Linked DNA regions of Homo sapiens: region 1 is linked to region 2. A link is a loop called in an ENCODE intact Hi-C map of the cell type or tissue named here. Cell type or tissue: MCF 10A. All regions are shown on one strand. Each heading gives the region's core, and the rest is flanking DNA. Links, peaks and the distances in the headings are about the cores only.

Evidence for each region. A loop is a pair of places that touch in the nucleus more often than their neighbours do. Peaks named below come from ENCODE experiments on the same cell type or tissue, not always from the same donor. Only the 100,000 strongest peaks of a DNase experiment are listed, where the experiment ranks them.
Region 1: it touches region 2 in a loop (2.1-fold over the local background); 2 of 110 quality-filtered maps call a loop at or near these places.

The regions. Positions count from the first base shown.
Region 1 is chrX:13,822,642-13,832,488 of GRCh38, forward strand. It overlaps a transcript of GPM6B not described here. Among named protein-coding and RNA genes, the nearest start is that of GPM6B, 10 kb to the left of the region's middle. RefSeq lists an enhancer at 4,931-6,130. In MCF 10A, for the core only: no CTCF peak of the experiment used is centred there; DNase peaks (open chromatin) are centred at 4,900, 5,270 and 5,960.
Region 2 is chrX:13,895,296-13,905,142 of GRCh38, forward strand. It overlaps a transcript of GPM6B not described here. Among named protein-coding and RNA genes, the nearest start is that of GPM6B, 83 kb to the left of the region's middle. In MCF 10A, for the core only: no CTCF peak of the experiment used is centred there; DNase peaks (open chromatin) are centred at 2,986, 3,516, 4,486 and 8,316.

The sequences.
Region 1 (9,847 bases), core at 1,159-9,158, 73 kb before region 2:
CTGGGATTACAGACATGAGTCACCACGCCTGGTCTTGTGACTCCTATTTTCACACTGCTCCCCATGACAAAATCAAAGATGTGTTCTGGTATCAAATACATCGGCCCTCTGTCTACTTGGAGAAAACAGAATGATAAATACAGCAAGAATTCTTAAATAGTAGACAGAAAAGATACTTTTTATATAAAGTAGCAACGATATTCAACATATTAATAATTCTGTGATGTTAAAAATGCTGCATACATTTAAAAACACAGAAACTGGACACATAGCATGGAGCCAGGAATTTAGAATGTGACTGTCTACATTTGGGTCCTTTCCATAATCAGAATTTCCCAAAGCTTTATCAATTTGGCAAAGACTTTGTCCTCCATTACCGGAATTAAATTTCTCATTTTTCATCCAATGTGGGTTTTTAAAAAAATATCTTTTGATCCCTTACTCTTTTTAGTTTTTTTCTTCTTGTATTTTCTGAGTACCTCTTGTATATTTGCTATACTTTCCTTTATAGGAAATGACACTGCATAAAGCTAAGACTTGAAAAGACAAATCAAACTGGTTGGTGTATAGGAAAATGCTTATAAATGGTAAAGCTACGTGAACTATAAGCCGTCATTGCTAGTGTTTCTCTTTAATGGTAGAGGTGGAGCCCAGGCAGGTCACTGTCATGAAACTGGCTAACATCGATGACAATGAGCACACATGGAACCTCTGTTAGCCAGTCTCTTCTCAACTTAATCACTTGTTTATTTAACGACTGTCAGTGTCCTCATTAGGAGCCTCAGGAGCCACCAAAACAGTGATTGCTGAGTTTGGCAAAAGCCAACTTGAGTTGTAATGACCCTTTCTCTCCTGACAAAAACATTCCACTGAACCTGGTTTTTTTTTTTTTTTTTTTGACAGAGTCCTGATCTGTTTCCCAGGCTGGAGTGCAGTGGCATGATCTCGGCTCCCTGCAACCTCTGCCTCTCGAGTTCAAGCGATTCTCCTGCCACAGCCTCCCAAATAGCTGGGACTATAGGCGTGTGCCACCATGCCCAGCTAACTTTTGTATTTTTAGTAGAGAAGGGTTTTTGCCATGTTGGCCAGGCTGGTCTCAAACTCCTGACCTCAAGTGATCCGCCTGCCTCAGCCTCCCAAAGTGCTGCGATTAGGCATGAGCCACCGCACCCAGCTTCCACTGAACCTCATTTTCAAAAGGAGAGCAAGAGAATAAGTTTGGCACCAGCAGGCTGAGGCTTCCTGTGATGGAAACTGGTGCTGCATGAAAAGTTTCAACATACTGGGCTGCCAAATGGGCACAGCACAGGCAGTACTGCGGCATGAGGGGGCATGTGCCTCCTCAGCACTGGTGTCTACTGCATCTGTCTGTCCCAAAGTCAAGGTCGGTATTGCTGCTCCTCTCCTCGCTCTTAAATCAGGATTGCTCCACCTTGGCACTAGTGATGTTTGGGGCTGGATCATTATTGTGAGGCTGTCCTGGGCATTGTGGATGTGTAACAGCATCCCTGGCCTCTACTCAGTAGATGCCCAGGAGCACCACCCCGGTTCTGATGACCTAAAATGTTTCTAAACACTGCCAAGTGTCTCCTGGAGGGTAATATCATCCCCAGTTGAGAACCATTGCCTTAGAGCTATCTTTTCTTCCGTAAGCTTTGTCTGGCTATTGTGATATTCTATCAGCAAATGGTTCTCAGGCCTAGCTGTGCACTGGAATCATAGGGGAAGTTTTTAAAATATTGATGCTGGGGCATCACCTCCAGAGATTCTGATTTGACAGATGGGGTTGTGTGGTGGGCATGAGAGCTTTCAAATCTCCCCAGGTAATTCCAATATGCAGCCAACTGCTGGAGGCAGGAGGGAAACAGACAAAGTGTGCTACGATGATGGTGACACAATCAGAGCTGTTTTAGGAAAATTGTCCAGAGGGCAGCTGGATGGACAGATAGGAGACTGAAGAGGGCAGAGTCAGGGCGACCATACTTGATTAGGGAAGAGGTGGGGACTGCATACTCACCTGAGGCAGAAATGAAAAGCTGGGTATTAAGGCAAGAGGGAGAGATTCAGGGTTGATCCTGAGACTTTCAGCTTGGATCCCTAAAAGGATAGTGAGTCCCATAGGGAACTGGAGAGATCGGGTGATGTATTGGTTTTCTGGGGCTGCCAGAACAAAGTACCACAAAGTGGGTGGCTTTAAACAACAGAAATTATTCTCTCACAGTTCTGGAGCTGAGAAGTCCAAAGTCAAGGTGTGGGCGGGGCCGTGTTTTCCATGTTTTCTCTGAATGCTCTAGGGGAAGATCCTTTTTTCAGCCTGCAATCCTGACGTTCCTTGGCTTGCAGATGCATCACTCCATCTCTGCCTCCGTCATCACATGGTGTCCTCTCTGTGTGTGTATGTCTGTGTCTCTTCTTATAAGGACACCAGTCACATTGGACTGGGGCCTACCCTCATTGAGTATGACCTCATCTTAACTCGATTATGCCTACAAAGACCCTACTTCCAAATAAGGCCACATTCATAGGTAGCAGGAGTTAGGACTTCAACATATTTTTTGAGGGGGGTGGGGGACACAATCCTACCCACACCAGATAAGGAGAGTGAGAAGGACTATCAAGTTTGGAAGCCATGTGGGTGGTGTCTGTGCAGCTGCTCAACCTAAGCAGAGTTTGGAAATGAAGACTTGAGCGTTACCACCAGCAGAGAGGAACCTATTATCATCACAGGAGTGGGTGGGATGCCAAGGCAGAAGGTACAGAGGAGAAAACCTTTCAGGTGCCTCCTAATTCAGGGGATCTCTAGTGGGAGAACCACCCTCGAAGGACGCACAAGATGTTGGCAAAGATCCAGGACAGGGCCCTGTCACAGAGGAGGAGGGAATTTTAAGAAGGAGGGGGTGTCCCCACAGTCAAGGCAACCAGAAGGCGAGGACTTGGCAAAGGCCACTGAAATGGAAAATTCCGATGTCCTTGCCAGCATCAGTGCAAAGCCTGGAATGGAAACCACTTTACAGGGGGGCTACAGAAGTTCGGTTGGGAGGTGAAGAAGAGGAAGCAGGGGCAGCCCACTTTCTAAAGAAATTTGGTGGTGAGGGGAAGGCCAGAGAAAGATGCAGGCAGCTTAAGGAGAAAAACACAGTCAGGAAGAGAGGCCCAAACATGTCTTATGCTGAAAAGGCAGTGACGGCCACTGAAAGACAGGTTTCAAAAGATGCCGGTGAAGATGGACAGATGATGAATGGAGATCACAGGAGAGGAAGAGGGCCAGCTGTGGGTGGCAGGATGTGATGCTTCTCCTTCTGAAATGGAAGTGAGGAAGAGGAAATAGAGGGAAAAGGAAAAGTCATCCAACTCCAAGATTTAAGGAATTTCATCTTAGAAGAGGTGGTAGGGATGGAGAGGTTAAAAGGGCAACCTGTCCAGCATTGAGAAGGGTACATTTGTGTCTTGATTTAGTTCACCTCATAGCCCTAAGAAGGAGAAAGCATCAGCTCTGTTTTATGGGTGACAAAACGGAAGGCACGATGATCTTGGGTCTTAGTGAGGTAGGTGGATTGCCCTGAGTCTAGACTGCCCGGGGACCTGAGTAGGGCTGAGTTTCCAGGGGCACAGAGACCCTAGGGAGGTAGAGTGAAGGAGACAAGGAATACCCTTACCTTACGTCTCAGCATCCTGAGGGGAATGGGCCCCAACATGACAGAGCCACACTGAAGAAACAAAGCCAAAATGGGAAATGAGGACCAAATGATCGGTTTTTAAACTAGCTTTAAGAAAGTTTCTGGCCGGGTACAGTGTGGCTCATGCCTGTAATCCCAGCACTTTGGGAGGTCAAGGCAGAGGATTGCTTGAGCCTAGGAGTTCAAGACCAGCCTGGGCAACATAGAAAGACCCTGCCTCTATTAAAATACATACATACATACACACATACATACATACATACATACAAGATAGCCAAGTGTAGCGGGGCACACCTATAGTTCCAGTTACTCAGAAGGCCGATGTGAGAAGATCGCATGAGCCCAGGAGTTGGAGGCTGCAGTGAGCTATGATCACACTACTGCACTCCAGCCTGGGTGACAGAGTGAGACCCTGTTTTTTGTTTTTTTGTTTTTTTTTTAAAGGAAAGCTTCTATTTCTTCCTGTGTACACAAGGCATACATCAGGAGACAGACAGCTGATCTACTGACAACATGCTTCCTAATTATTACATCCCATGGGGCACTTGGATTCTCTCATTAAGAGTGGCACAATGAGCATTCCCTGTGAGGGCCCCCAATTAACTCATCTACCCAGCATGTTCCAGCCAACATGAACAAGGGCCAGCCTTCCAGACTCCTCTTTGTTAGCTGTTTAACCGCCGTTATTGGAATCCCTGTCATGTTTCTGGAGCAGTTCCTTCTCGGTTCAGCAGAAACCACCGGGGCTGGGTTATTCTCTCACTCAAAGAGTCTGCAACTCAACCACAAAGCTGGTGGAACCCGGGGTGCTCTGCTGAGGATTTGCCTTATATCATCTGCCAAAATCCCAATCGCACTGTCTCCCCATCTCCCCAGCTCCAAGTCCCCTCCTGAAAGGCACGGGCTAAAGTCCATCTCCTTTAGAAAGCCTCCTTGGTGAACTACCGACTTCCTTTTTTTTTTTTTTTTTTTTTTTCTTTTAGAGTCCAGGTCTCACTTTATCACCCAGGCTGGGGTGCAGTGGTGCGATCATGGATCACTGCAGCCTCAAACTCCTGGGCTCAAGCCATCTGCCTGTCTCAGCCTCCCAAATAGCTGGCATTACAGGTGTGACCACGCCCAGCCCATTTCCCCCTTCTTAGCATTCTAACTCACCCCGCTGTCTCTCAGTTATAAATGCAAGCCTCCCTGGATGGCAGTTCCCTGCACTGAAAGGACACTCATCTGCCTTGACCTTCCTCCCACCCAGGTTGGAGACAAAGGCTTGTGCCAACTTGGATGAGGCCTAACCTTCAATACTGTGCCACCATGGAAAGCTTCCCAAGGTAGGCGGATCTCAACACCTTCAGCCTGCTTTGCTAAAGGAAGACAGACATTACCAAATTGAAGGTTAAATCACAGGACACTTGGGCTGTAAAAGTTCTCACAACAGAAGTTGGAAAATTATGGGATAAGTGCAGCAGAAGTAGCGATAAAGATGACGTGACTTCTTTAAGAACCCTTCTGAGAACTCAGGGTGGCTCAGGGAAGCCTTCACGCCTTGATGCTGTTTCAGCCACTCCCTGCCTTCAACATGCAGGAGTTGACGTCATCTTTCCCTGAAATAGAGTCAATGTGTGGATTAATGAGTTTCTACCTGTCGGGCTGCCAGGAAAGGTGCTTTCTCATGCAGGCACACAGATGCCCACATACCTCTTGGGGAACCAGACCCCTTCAAATCCACCCCTCCTACAGTGCTCATGTCACAATGATCTGAGCAACAGAAAGCATCCAACAAACCCAGGGGTTGGTTATATTTTTCTAATCTTTGTACATGCTCCTCTGCAACTATCACCAACTGTTATGGTTTGAACGTATCCCCAAATTTCATGTGTTGGAAACTTAATCCCCAATGTGGCAGTACTGAAAGGTGAGTCCTTTAAGAGGTGATTGGGTCATGATAATTAATCATTCATGATTAATAAATTAATGTGTTAATGGATGAATGGATTATCATGGGAGGGTACTGGTGGTTTCATAAGAAGAGGAAGAGAGACCTGAGTTAGCACACTCAGCCCCCTTGCCATGTGATGCTCTGTACCACCTTGGGACTGTCCCCATCAGCAAGAAGGCCCTCACCAGATGCAGCCCCCTGGACCTTGCACTTCTCAGCCTCCGTAACTGTAAGAAATAATTTTTTTTTCTTTGTAAGTTTCCCAATTTCAGGTATCTTGTTATAAGCAACAGGAAAATGACTAATACGCAAAGTCATCACACAAACAAACTGTGAGTGCCAGCTATCAGGGATACTTGGCGAGTTCCTTTCAAGTGGTTTGTTTTTATTTGCTACAGGCCAAGGTGCTGGCTATATGAGGAACCCATGGACTGGGCTCAACGCTGTGTCCAGAGGACCCACTGCACCCACATGAGATGTGACAGTAGCTCAGGAGGAATGGACAGAAGCCAACACTCAAAGCTGAGGGTCTCCTCAGCACCAGCACTACTACAATAACTTTAACCCAAGTTCTTTCATTTTTGCCTTCATGACAGTATCCATCCCCCTTGCATGGATGAAGAAACGAAGACCAAAGGGAGCTGTACACGGACTTGGCCAAGGTGGTCAAGAAGCTGGTCAGAAGCTGAGCTGAACCTTGACTCAGGCCACTGGATGCCAGAGTAGGGAAACCAAGAGTCAGGCAGCAATGATGGCAGGAACAAAAGCTCAATAAGGCCCCAGGTGACTAGGTGATCAGCAGCATCAACTGTTGAACTCAGAGATTCCAGGTCACCACCAAAGAAAGCTTCACTCAGAATGGCTATTCCATCACTTGCAACTATCTCCCCAAAACCTAGTAATCTGGAGTTCCCCTTCAAACTCTGATAAAACATGGGGCCACACACTTCCGCAACTCAGGAAGGCTCTCATGTCTGCAACCTTGTCCAGCATCCCTGCCAGCCCCACTCCAATGCTTACCAGCCTTATGATACCATGTGACCTTCCTGAGTTTCAGCTTCATTGTCTACCAAAAGGACTCATAAGAGAACTTCCCCCATAAGGCTATTGTTAGGAGTGTAACACTGCATGCAGCACCTCAGCATGATACCTCCTACATGACACTTACAAAATGCTATTTCTATTTTCAAAGTCCTTTATGCTCCCACCACCATCATACAGGTCCCAGGGAGAGGTAGAGAGAGGAAAGACTAGCTGGTGATTTCACGTCCTTCTAGATCTTTCCCTGACCCTGAAAAGTTCATTTCTGTGCCCTTGCCTGGCCTGGATTTCTAGGGGCACTCCCCACTCCACCCGGTCCCACCCCAGACCTGTGCTCTGTCCTCAAATTGTAGCATGGTCCTCCCTGAGGAGGTCCAATTTGGATGTGAGACCTGAGATTGACTAAGTTGCAAATAAATAAAAGGAACTGAGATGAATAAGATAATGGGATTAAAAAAAGACATGCCTTCAAGGGTACTCTTTCAACAATGGACTAAATTGTTTTCTGGAATCTGTAGGATATTGCTAACACCTGGGTACTCAAGTCCAAATTAAATCTGTCCTGAATTTTTTTTTTTTTTTTTTTTTTAAAGCACAGTGGAATTTCTTTCTTCATGTCAGAGAATCAGGCAAGCAGGGTCAGCTTCAGGGGCATGTGATGTGCATAGAGCCTTGCCCTCAGAAGGGCCTGAAGCTTGGTTTAATACTCTGATGGCACTGTCTTGAAATTCTTAATCATTTTATCTTCGAACCTGTGTTTTCAAGTGAAGTCCAACGGGACCATGATGCACGCATGTGAGCAAAGGAGCTACGTGCTCCTTGCCACCTCATTTGCATACCACATTCATGATGTCCCATGAGCTCAGAATTCTTGTGAATCCCTGGTGCATGGGGAGTTCAATAAGGACTCAAAGTCCGTAAAAGGTAAGCATGTTCCATCTATGACTAAGTAAGCACTGGTGTGAACAGTCCTAAAGGTCACACTTTCTGTTCTAAGCTCAACTTGCTTCAAATGCAGAAAGAAGGTACTGGAGTTCTAAGAGACATGAATGACCAAGGAACCTGACCATATCCTTCCTTACTCCTGTTACTTCCCTGTATTGGCCAAGCACTTAAACTGAAAATAATCCAGAAGGAAAGGGAAAGATAGGGCAACCGAGTTCCTTTTCCTTTCAGTTCTTCCTTACTTACTAGCAAGCCACAGGGAGGGAGTGTTGAGGATGTGCTAATATCAATAAGTAAAATCAAAACAATTGAGTTAACTTTGTGCAGCATTTCCACTGTTCTAGTTCGTATAAAATACACGTATGTACTAGCTACAAAATACAAATTGTGTGTCAGTGATCCCACATACATGGCAAATGGTCTTAAACTTGCATCTAAAATTTGCACTGTACAATTGAAGGATGGTTGGTAAGATTCACACTAATAATTTAAAATGACATTAAGTTGCAAACAAAAATGTCTTGACAAATCGAGAGAGAAACTGGAAGAAAGGGAAACGTTTTTATTTTAGTATCGTGAATGGCCCTTTTTTCCTGCCTTTTGAACAACTGGCCTGCATTTTCATTTTGTACCTGGCTCTGCAAGTTCAGAAGCTGGCCCCTCACTGCAAGGCCTGATCCAGTAAATTGTCACTGCAAGGGAAAGGGGGCAGGGGTCGCTGTGGCCATGTGGTGGCATGCTAATGCAATTTCAGTGGGATTAAGGGTGTATGTGATGATTCTATAGGAGTCTGTTCTTTTGCTGCTGTGGCAGGTCACTGGTACCTTCCCCTTACTGGCTCAATGACATTTCATAAATAAGCTATGGATACTATAGTACAAGGCAGGCACAGGCTTACGGTCCAATATATGGTGAGTAAAGGGATGTAGAAGAGCTCAGTACACACACACACACACACACACACACACACACACACACACACACACACAAATGGCTTGGGGGACCCACATGGAAACTGGTTTATTTACAATCAGGCCCTGTCTAAACATTTAGGGTCTCAAAAATCTATTGAGATGGTTGGCTCTGATGGTTGGGATGGGAATTGGGAGGTCTCGGTTCTAAGGTTCTAATCTTGGCTCTGTCACTTGCCAGTCACGAGGCCATGGACAAGATGCTTATAGAGCTTGTCCTGGCTCTAAGATACGCTAGGTCTTAAGTGACCAGTTCAGCAGGATGGTTATAAGGAAAAAAGAACATCAGGTAGGAAGCCCTACAACCCAGCAGGCATGGCCCCAGCTCCATCACCACTCCTATTGACCTAAGCCATCCTCTGACTGTACAGGTCAAGTGACTGTGCACCTGCTCTTACTGACCTCTAAACATCATCCAACCCTGGGATGGATTCCACTGGGCTCCTGGCGTTCTTTGGGGCAAGATGTCAAAACTGTTTCTTTGAAAGTATATGGTGCAATTAAGTTTTTCTCAGCCTTGATCTTACTAACCTGTGCCCTTCAACCTCTCAAAGCAGTTACACTGAAATTATTATCTTCAGATTGCTAAGAGCAAAAAATGAAAAGATAAACCAATAAAACCATTACAAAGATATTTTATAATAAAATTCAGGCTCTGTTATCTGCTTGGAGATGTATTTTAGAAACAAAATGGATAAAATTTAGTGCTATCAAATATATAAAAATTGAAAAACCAAACTTAACATTCGAATGTATTTCCCCACCCTCAACAGAAATCTGATAGAGAGTTTTAAGATTGGTTAAGATCTTTTCATGAACTGGGAATTACAATTTGTTAAATATAATTAAAACAATATATTTATGTACTTTTTACAATTAAAAAAACAGGCTATTGATAGACTAGGAGGAATATATTTGCCAGCCCTCTAACTGGCAGGGTGGATTCAGGTGATCTGAGTGAGCATGTAGTTGTCACCTTCCTTTGACTCTACTGCAAGTGTGACTTTCATGAAGCTACCTACTCAAATGAAGGGAGATGAACATCCTAGACCCAGCAGCCTCACACCAGGTGATTCTGAGATACACCAAAGACTGAAAACCATTAATTTACAGAAGAACGTGACTATCCAACACGCAGTTAGACAAAATATTTGAAATTTACCAACATGTGGCTTGTTGAAGTATCCGAAATTTACTTTCTGATGTTAGCATTCTTGCTTTTGCTAGTTCAGGAAAGTACCCAGGACTTATAGATATGTAAGTCAATGGCCCTCAGACTA
Region 2 (9,847 bases), core at 1,059-9,058:
TTTTTTCATTTTTAGTTGTTTTAAGATTTCTAAGCTTGTGTTGAAACATGCTGCTTCATTTCCCTAGAGGAGAATAATTCCTTTAGCAAAATTCTTAGGTCAAGCCCGTGTGTATTTTGGAATAGACCAAAAGCTGGGGGTGGGGGGTGAAAAAATCCACAAAGAACAACATATTCTGGGGAAAGAATTATATAGCCAGTTATTAATAAACCTTTCTGGAAAGTGACTAGTGTAAAACAGAATTTTCCTGACTGTATACTAAGGACTGCTAGTTCCATGAGATTTTTATAGGTATTCAACAGTAAAGTATGTTTGAAAAGTGACTCAATTTGTATCTCTATCATAGGAAACAATAATGAATGTTAGAACATCAGCTGTAAAAAATCATTTTAATAAATCTTGATGTTTTAGACACTTCTATGACCTCAAAATCCTCATTTCTTTCCAATAAATACCTGTCCATATCTTGAGATCTAGGTGTCTGGTTCTTGGGGCAGAAACAGTAGGATACAATTAGCATTTTTGAAAATCTTAAAATTAGGGCTTTAGAAAAATCTTAAATATGGGACTGGGCATGGTGGCTCACTCCTGTAATGCCAACATTTTGCGAGGCCCAGATGGGAGGACCACTTGAGCCCAGGAGTTCAAAACCAGCCTGGGCAACATAGTGAGACACTGTTGCTAGAAAAACTTTTTTTTTTTTTTTTTAATTAACCGTGTGTGGTGGCATACACTTGTAGTCCCAGCTATTTGGGAGGCTGAGGCAGGAGGATCTCTTGAGCCCAGGAGGTCGAGGCTGCAGTGAGCTATGATCATGACACTGCACTCCATCCTGGGTGAGTGTAGTGTCATAATCATAGCTCACTGCAGCCTTTTTTTCTCCTTAAAAATAAAAGAAAAAAATCTTAAGTATGGTGCTTATGAACAAAAAAGTAAATAATATACAGCTAGAAGACAGGTAGTCCATCATTTTAAGAATTAAGAGAAATGAGACCTCCATATGGCTAGAAAAATAACAGAAAGAACTACCATGACTCCTATGAAAGGTGTCACCCCAAGTTGAAGGGTTACTGGTGTGAAATCATATCCTGCACAGAGACGAAAAACAGAGCCAGCTGTTCAGAAAACACATTATGCCTAGATATTAACCCTCATGCTTATAAAAGCTACTTTTTAATGCAAGAATTAAAATGTTCCTAAGTAATATTAGACAGAACAACATGAAATTGCTAGTTTTGTAGGTAAAACATGGCCCCATATTGACAATTTCTCTCTTTTTTTTCAAATTGAGACAGAGTCTTGCTCTGTCGCCCAGGCTGGAGTGCACAGTGGTGTGATCTCGGCTCACTGCATCCTCTGCCTCCCAGGTTCAAGTGATTTTCCTGCCTCAGCCTCCCAAGTAGCTGAGACTACAGGTGTGTGCCACCACACCCAGCTAATTTTTGTATTTTTAGTAGAGACGGGGTTTCACCATGCTAGCCAGGCTGGTCTCGAACTCCTGACCTCAGGTGATCCACCTGCCTCGGCCTCCCAAAGTGCTGGGATTACAGGCATGAGCCACCGCACTCTGCCATATTGACAATTTCCTATGTTTGCTCTAACACAGGAATTACATAGAGATAGAAGACAGGGTAATCTAGAGTTTTAAAAATTAAATAAGAGAAATTGTGATGGTTCAGTTCATTAACTTGATTTTACCCATGGAAACACAAATAAAGAACATTTATTCCAGATGACTGAGTCAACTGCTCAGCAGACATGTTTTCATTTGTAGAAAAAGTCTGTGTTTGCTTGTGTTAAGTATATACAATACACAGACTCAACACAATTGGGCTCAGTCTGTAAAGTCCCACTGGCCTTGAGATTTGTTAGAGTTGTGTACTTTAGATACTTTTCTTCTTCAGAGTCAACACATTTTTAAACCACCTTAATTGACCCAACACACTTTTTCTCCCTTCTGTGAATGGATCAGTATTATCCAGGTGACATTTACTTACTGTCATAATATCTTCCAAGACAGACTGTGGTTAAACTCACAAATACCTCCCAGGAGCAAATTGCATCTTAATAAATTTCATTTAACCTGAGAGTAAAATTATACTTGACAGAAAAAAAGCTCTCAAACAACCCTTCTTCAGATGAGCTACTTTTATCTCTTGCTACTGTTTTAAATTATTCATATACAAACTGACTATATTAACACATTAAATAATCCAGATGCTGCCACATGTACATCCCATGAAACAGGAATGGTTTGTTAATAAGCATACCTAGATCTACGCATCAATCTATCTGTTACTCTCTGGAGGGGAAAATCCTCCACAGTGAATTCTTGATTATTTCTGTTGTTTGAAAGAATCTTCAATCTGTGGATAATATTGCACTACTTCCCTACCCAGCTGCAAGTCATATTCAGAAGGCCAAAGGAATGTCCCAAGTTTGTTCCAAAAATGTCCAGATGGGCTCGCTCGAACACCACTCCAATAAACAGTGCCAGCCAGGCGTACACAGCCTGGTCAGCCCACCCAATTCCTGCCCAATAAGGGACAGGCATTCCCATCCTTCAACCAGCAGGGTCTCCTTTGCTACATGTAAATCTCCTCTGACAGCTCATGACTCCAAAAGTGTTTTCCTTTTAATCTGCTTAACTGCATTTCTTTATATTACAATTAACTTACTTCCCCATATCAGTTAGAGTAATCTATTAATGTCAACTGCAGAGCTTGACCACTACAAACTATTTGGGGCTATCACATTGAATTGAATATCACTCTTGCCAAGGAGAGAGGGTATCTGTATTTGTCCATGCTGCTTTACTGGGAGTAAGTGTGTGATTTCCTTTAGGCAAGGGTTTCCAACCTCAGCACAATGGATATTCTGGGCCAGATAATTCTTTCTGATGGGGGCTGTCCTGTGAATTGTAGACTATTTAGCAGCATCCCTGGCCTCCACCCACTAGATGTCAGTAGCATCCTCTAGTTATAACGACCAAAAATGTCTGCAAGACATTGCCAAATGGCCCCTGGGGAACAAATCGCTTCTGAGTGAGAACCACTGCTTTCGGCTTTCTGAAATTCTTAAAATAGTTTGAGAGCTAGTTTTAATTGCCTCTGTGTATTCTTAGGCTACTGCTGCTCAAAGTATGGTTCTGGGACCAAGCAGTGGCTGTATTACCTGGGAGTTTGTCAGAAATGCAGAATCCCAGGCCTACTTGAATGAGAATCTGCAATTTAACAAGATTCATGGGTGATGCCAATGCACATTAAAGTGTGAGCAGCACTAATCACCTTGGTTGGAATCTATAATTTAGTATCTTAGAAAGATGATGATTTGGAGCGAAAGGTGCCAACTAGGGCTGACAAGCCAGAATCATGTGTCATTCAACCATTGATTTCTTTCCATTTATGTTTGGTTTGATGTGTGCTCTTTATTTCTTTATATAGAGAAACTGGAAGAAGGGAAATCATGTGCTACCTCTGAGGCCTCGCTTTCTCACAGAGCTTAGCTCTATGTGAGTCACCTGGCTGTGTCATCCTGTCGGGCTCATCATAAGATACTAGGAATCACAGCCCAGACAAGGGGGCTTGTCTTCACAAACTCAGGTATATGCTTCTAAGGTAGCATGATACTAATTTTAAAAGCGGATCTACATATTAAAAATAACTGAAGATACAGAACATGCCTTTTCAACACAGGCAAGATCACCCCAATAGGATGAAAATGACTTCTTGAGGGGCAAAAACAACTTTACTCTTTAATGCATATAAAGCACAAATATACACACAGCACATAGACAGATATGCAGTGTATCTGGGGTGTTAAGACTGCATAGGGGCTGGGCATGGTGGCTCATGCCTGTAATCCCAGCTCTTTGGGAGGCTGAGGTGGGCAGATCACTTGAGCTCAGGAGTTCAAGACCAGCCTGACCAACATGGTGAAACCCCATCTCTACTAAAAATACAAAAATTAGCCATGCGTGGTGGTGGGCGCCTGTAATCCCAGCTACTCAGGAGGCTGAGACAGGAGAATCACTTGAACCCAAGAGGTAGAGGTTGCAGTGAGCCGAGATGGTGCCACTCCAGCCTGGATGACAGAGCGAGACTCTGTCTCAAAAAAAAAAAAAAAAAAAAAAAAAAGATTGCATAGGGAGGCAATTAGGAAAAAAAATGCTTAAAAAGTCTCCCAGGTTGTGGGGTGATAAAAAATTAAAAGGTTGAAAAAAATGGATACAAAAATGTAGCCTGGGTAAATGGATGGATTGTCAGCAGCAACCCACAGGAACCCACTAGTAGTCTATTTGTGTCAGAAGACAGAAACACGCAAGTATGGAATGGGAAAGACGATGAACAACAAGGACCAAGAACAGTCTGGAGCCCATGTTGCTGTGATCATACCTCCAGATGGGCTGCTCCTCAGTGGTGACTCGCAGCCCAGTCACTTAGGAGCTGTACGGACATTGAGCAACTTTCACTCTCTCCATGCCAAAATTCCCTACCACCCGAACAGGTTGACATGAGAATGAAATGCAGTCATTATTGGAAGGCATCCAACAGGACCTGGCATAAAGCTAGTTTTCATGAAATGTTAGCTCTTTTCCCATTAATCATCCTCTCCAGTTGTAAGATTTTAAAATGTCATTAATTTTGTTCCTTGAGCAAATCTACGCCTTCTTGTGTGGATTCTGAATAAATCATAAGTAGAACTTCATTATATGATAAAGTATTTGTAAATAGATGAGACTGTCTTATCCTGAAAATAACTCATTTAATAGAGTGAAGTTAGATGGAAGGTTTAGTCCAAAAGCTTCACACAGTCACTTGTTCGGTAATGCCTCATAGGTGGTCCTAAAAATCATCACTCTTTGCAAAATGCACAATAAAAAACACAGGGCTTATGGGAAAAATGGGGTTAGGAAAGCAACACTCAAAAATTTAATCAGTGACATTTACAAAAAGATTGCAACCTAATAAAAATAGTAGCACCATTTTACACACATTAAATAGTTAAGAAATACATAAACACAACAATAAATGTGTCACTTCGCCTAGAAAAAGGCCTGAAGTTGGCTGTGGGGTGGGTGTCGGAAGGGCTGCGGTTGGTGAGTTACTGGGAAGGGCTGGAGGGAGGGTTACCCGAAATTGGAGGGACAGTCATAACACCAGGTATGGACAGGTGTGGCTCTTAACACGCGGGGTAAACTGAGGTAGCTGTAGACATATGAGGTTGTGCCACGTGCGTGTTTTGTGTATTCTGACGTCATGTAGTTCAGGTGGGCGCAGTTTTCTGCATTCACCTAATGTTTCAGCAAGAAAAAATGGTATTAAGCAAATCCAAGATTCTGATTATGCACACATTGTTCATGGTTTCAAAGCAAGCATTACAGGAGAACTATCTGCCTGCTATATTCCAAAGCTGCTTAACTTTTAAATCTTGGATAGTCTCTAAAAAAAGCGGGATCTATTTTCTAAAGGATGTTTTAATTCAGAATCAGACCCATCAACTATAGTCTCAAGCCTGCAAACGGAACTCTCTAGCCCATTTTTCTCTGACAAGGCTTCCAACTAATAACATTTCACATCATTCCTGAGTTTCCATAGAGTTCAAGTATTTACAAAAGTCACACAACATGGTGAACGCAGGAGGAAGCTGCAGAGATGGTTCTAGACTTACAGAGAGGAGGCTATATGCAAACCCCTGTATGACTTGCAATGTCCCTTTGCCTCTCTGAGCCTCATTTATAAGATTGTTTTGAGGATCAGATAGCATATCTTGAAATTATCTGGGCCAATATTTGAAAAATATTAGTTGAATGTAAATCTGAACATAGACTGACTCACAATCATGAAGAAAGCATAATCCTTCTCTTTCTAAGAGGTAAGGAGCACTGAATTGGAAACATCCACTACTGCCTCGGCATAAATGGTCAAGTGGTCACTGAGGCAGCTAAAAAAATGCAGAGAAAATAGAAAATAAGCATCCCAAACACTAAGCTAGTTACAGACACAGGAAGATGTGAGGGAAAGCAGCCGCTTCTCCTAATTCAGAGAGAATTTCATTTTCTCCCTCAAGGTTTCATCTGCTCTCATCTCCCTGGTTTCTTGTGTTACCATCTGGAATGCCCCACTTCCTTGTTTTTTTTTTTAAAAAAAAAGGACTCAAACTTCCAAGTCTATAAAAATTATTCTTGCTCAATCCATTCCTTCTGTCGTGGTGTTTGAAGGAGCTTCAGAGTCATCTGACTTGGTTTCACTCTCCCCCTAAACCTGCCAGGGATGAGGACCAGTTGTTCCTAAAGTCCAGCCAGCCAGACAAGGTCACACGGCAAAATCCAAAAATATGTGCTTCCTTGTACTGGGGACTCTGGGTTCAAGTCTGCTACTGGAGTAGAGAACACACACTTGTACCTGAAGGATGCAGATCATAAGAACCTGGCTGTGAACTTGGTGAAACTGAGCATAGGGCCCCTTCAGTAAATTCTCCTATTGATCCCTACTCAACCTAGGACTACAAGTTGGACCTCCAGGGAGCTTTCCCAACCAAGAAAGAGATGCTTTGAAATCCTAAGTCTACCTGCTGATTTTATTTGTCATTACAATTAAATGACCTCTAATGTTGTTTTATTTTAAAAAAAGAATTGCTAAGTGTCACATAGAAGCAAAAAGTGACAACACAAAGTTACACTAAAACTATACACTTGTATAGTTCAAGTTTTGGCATTTGTTGGTCTAAATTCATAATTCCTATATGATCATTAAGTTTGTAGCAGAAGCAGAATATTAGTTGACTATGGAACAGGAGTATAAGTGTGTGGTTTTCCTGGCAGACTCAGTCTACCATCTCTGAGTTTGAATCTTCTTTAACAAAAATCCTTTGCTACAGAAATACAAATAAGATCCCATTTAGTAAGGTCTTTACTCCTTTGTGACAATGGGTACCTTCAAAAGCAACTGGGAAACACTCCATGCCTTAAATACACGAATGTTTACCCTCGCTCAATTTGTCAATAAAGGCAATTCCATAAATGTGGACTGGATTTTTTTTTTTTAGCATTTACGTTGATTATTTCATTTGACCGTTTCAGCCCTCTAAGCTAGACATAGCATGTTTCCCCCATTGCATTAATGAAAATGGCTTGCTCATAAAATGCTTTCTCAACATCGCCTCATTTATTCTTCAGGGAGGGTATTACTCTATTGCCAACGAAGTCACTTAAGCACACAGAGTTTAAGTGGTTTGATCTCATGATCTCATGAGACCCAGGTCTCTGCTCCTCAGTCCAGCACTCTTCTATTCTGCCACAACAGCTACCACCTGAAGGAGCTGCCCAAGAGCCAGCTGAAAATCCCTAAGGAAACCAGGAGAAGAACCACAGGCTTCTGTCTCCTACCCGGTCAGGGCTCATGACCCACACTCACAACCAAACTTCAATTCAATCACAGAGAAGCCCATCTCTCTTTATTCCCACCACCTTGGCAATTCCAATGACAGTTACTGGTGCCCACCAAAGCACATGACCTGCAGCACCACAGACAACAACAGGAGGCCCACCTGACCCAGTCTCATAAAGAAGTTACTAAAGATCAGTCTCCCTCAAGAGGGCGGGAGACTCAACGAAAGAGGACCCAGTTGGATATTAATGGGTCTATCCATAGTTTGATTCCACCAGATGGTCCTAGAACTATCTAGGAATCTCTGGGGCTGGACCCTGGGTCCTAGAAATGACCACAACCTAACATGGGTGTCAGAATCAGAGCTTCACTCGAGGAGGACCTCATTAAGGGCTAGCTGACTTAGACAGACTCACTCCCATACTTTGTTAAGGGGTCTTCTCCTGGTCCACCACAGCCCACTGTGATTCTGCAAGGTGAGAGCACCTTGACACCAGGCTTAGACATCTCCTTCCATCTGTCTCCCACGCAGGGTCTCAAGGCATCTTTGGGTTCACAGGACCACCTCAAAATCTCGATTTATACCAGGCTAACCCCCAGCGCCCAACCATCAACCAGCCCAGGCAAATACTACCTCACAGGTACTGAGCATTTGCCATGCACCAGGCACCACTCCAGGCACTTTTCTTAGAGTCAGTATATTATTTACTCTTGATGTCATCCTGAAAGGTAAGTATAATCCCCAATTTACCAATGAGGAAATTGAAGCTCAGGGAGAATAAGTATAGGCACTTGCCCAAAGCACATAGTTAGCAGAATAAACACATCAGCATTCTGCCCCTAAGCTCACGTTCATTATCATTTTACCACGCAGACTCTTGGATCTTCTCCAATGCAGGGCCAGTCTCCAGGCATGGTCAGGACAGCATAAGTTCGTCATCATGAACACCGTCATCCAACACCAATGCGTTACTCAGCGCAAGAGAAGTGGTTCCTTCCAACAAGGAATCACAGATCCATTGGATTCCAGAACTGACTCTCACTAGGGCTGAAACATAAACTAAACAAATAGAACACCCCATGAGACGGGCCGGGGGTGAATGCCTGTGTCTGGCAGCCAGGGTGGTGGAGCCAGAGGAACAAAGGACTAGGTGGACTCATGCAGGGCTTTGAAGGCTGGGTGGAATATGATATGGGAAAATGGGGTGGGGGCATCTCCGTAGAGCTAGAGATGACTGCCCCTCAGTGGCTGGGAGGAGAGGGATAGGATCATTTGAGGAAGGGGAGGTTCTCCCCATTATGAAGACACCAGTTAGACAGGGCTTCTTAGACTCCCTGGGCAGTCAGCTGAACCCTCCAGATCTCCTTTACAGAACAATGTTCTTAAATGCACGAAAAAATATACATAGCATTAGAAAGAAAACTAAATTGAAATACATCAAAATAAAAAACAAGTTTGAAATACATAATATATAATAAATATATGTAATCATTTAATTTTATATAAATGTAGAATACATATGTTCTGTTAATGCTAGTGGAGGTATAACATACACTTCCAAAGTAGTGATGAGTTTAATGATATTTTGAGATACCTGCAATAACTGTAATGGGATATGAAATTACCTTTGATTTCTATTAATGACCAAAGTCACAAGTATTGCTAAGTCACTGGTTTGCTGCCTGTATTCGTAAGAGAACAAACGCTGTTTCAGTTAGAGGTTAGTGACAATACAGATAGATTTTTTTTCCTATCCCAATCCCTCCTGAGTTCTATCCCCCACAGTCCTGTTGGAGGCATGTGGACTCACTTGTTTGGGAGCCCTCTCTCCAGATCAGGGGTTAGCAAACTATAGCACAAATCAAATTATATCGACACAGAGCCCCACACCCATTCACTTCCGTATCATCTAGTGCTGCTTTTGTACTACGACAACACCGTTTACTTGCAACAGATATTCACTATCTGGCTCTTTGCAGACACAGTTTGCAGACCCCTACGTTAGACAAACTAGGTGTGCTAGGAATTAAACCTCTGGGACCAGCTGGGGCTCAGGCCTGACACTCTCGGGGTATGTGTCCTGAAGAGTCCAAGCAGATCCTTAAGGTTTGACCAGGCAAGCAGTTTACACCACAACCATCCTCTAGGTGTCCTGAACTCTCTAAAACTTAAGGCTATACAATAAATTTATTTCTGGGATCAAGATAGAGTGAGGCTCAGAGCAGGCTTCCTCCAGTTCAGGCCCACATCTGCCTTCAAGAAAAATCACGCCAGATGTGGTGGCTCGCACCTATAATCTCAGTACTTTGAGAGGCCAAGGCAGGAGGATTGCTTGAGCCCAGGAGTTTGAGACCAGCCTGGGCAACATGGCGAGACCTCATCTCTACAATTAAAAAATTAGCCAGGCATGGTGGTGCACGCCTGTAGTCCCAGCTACTCGAGAGACTAAGGTAAGAGG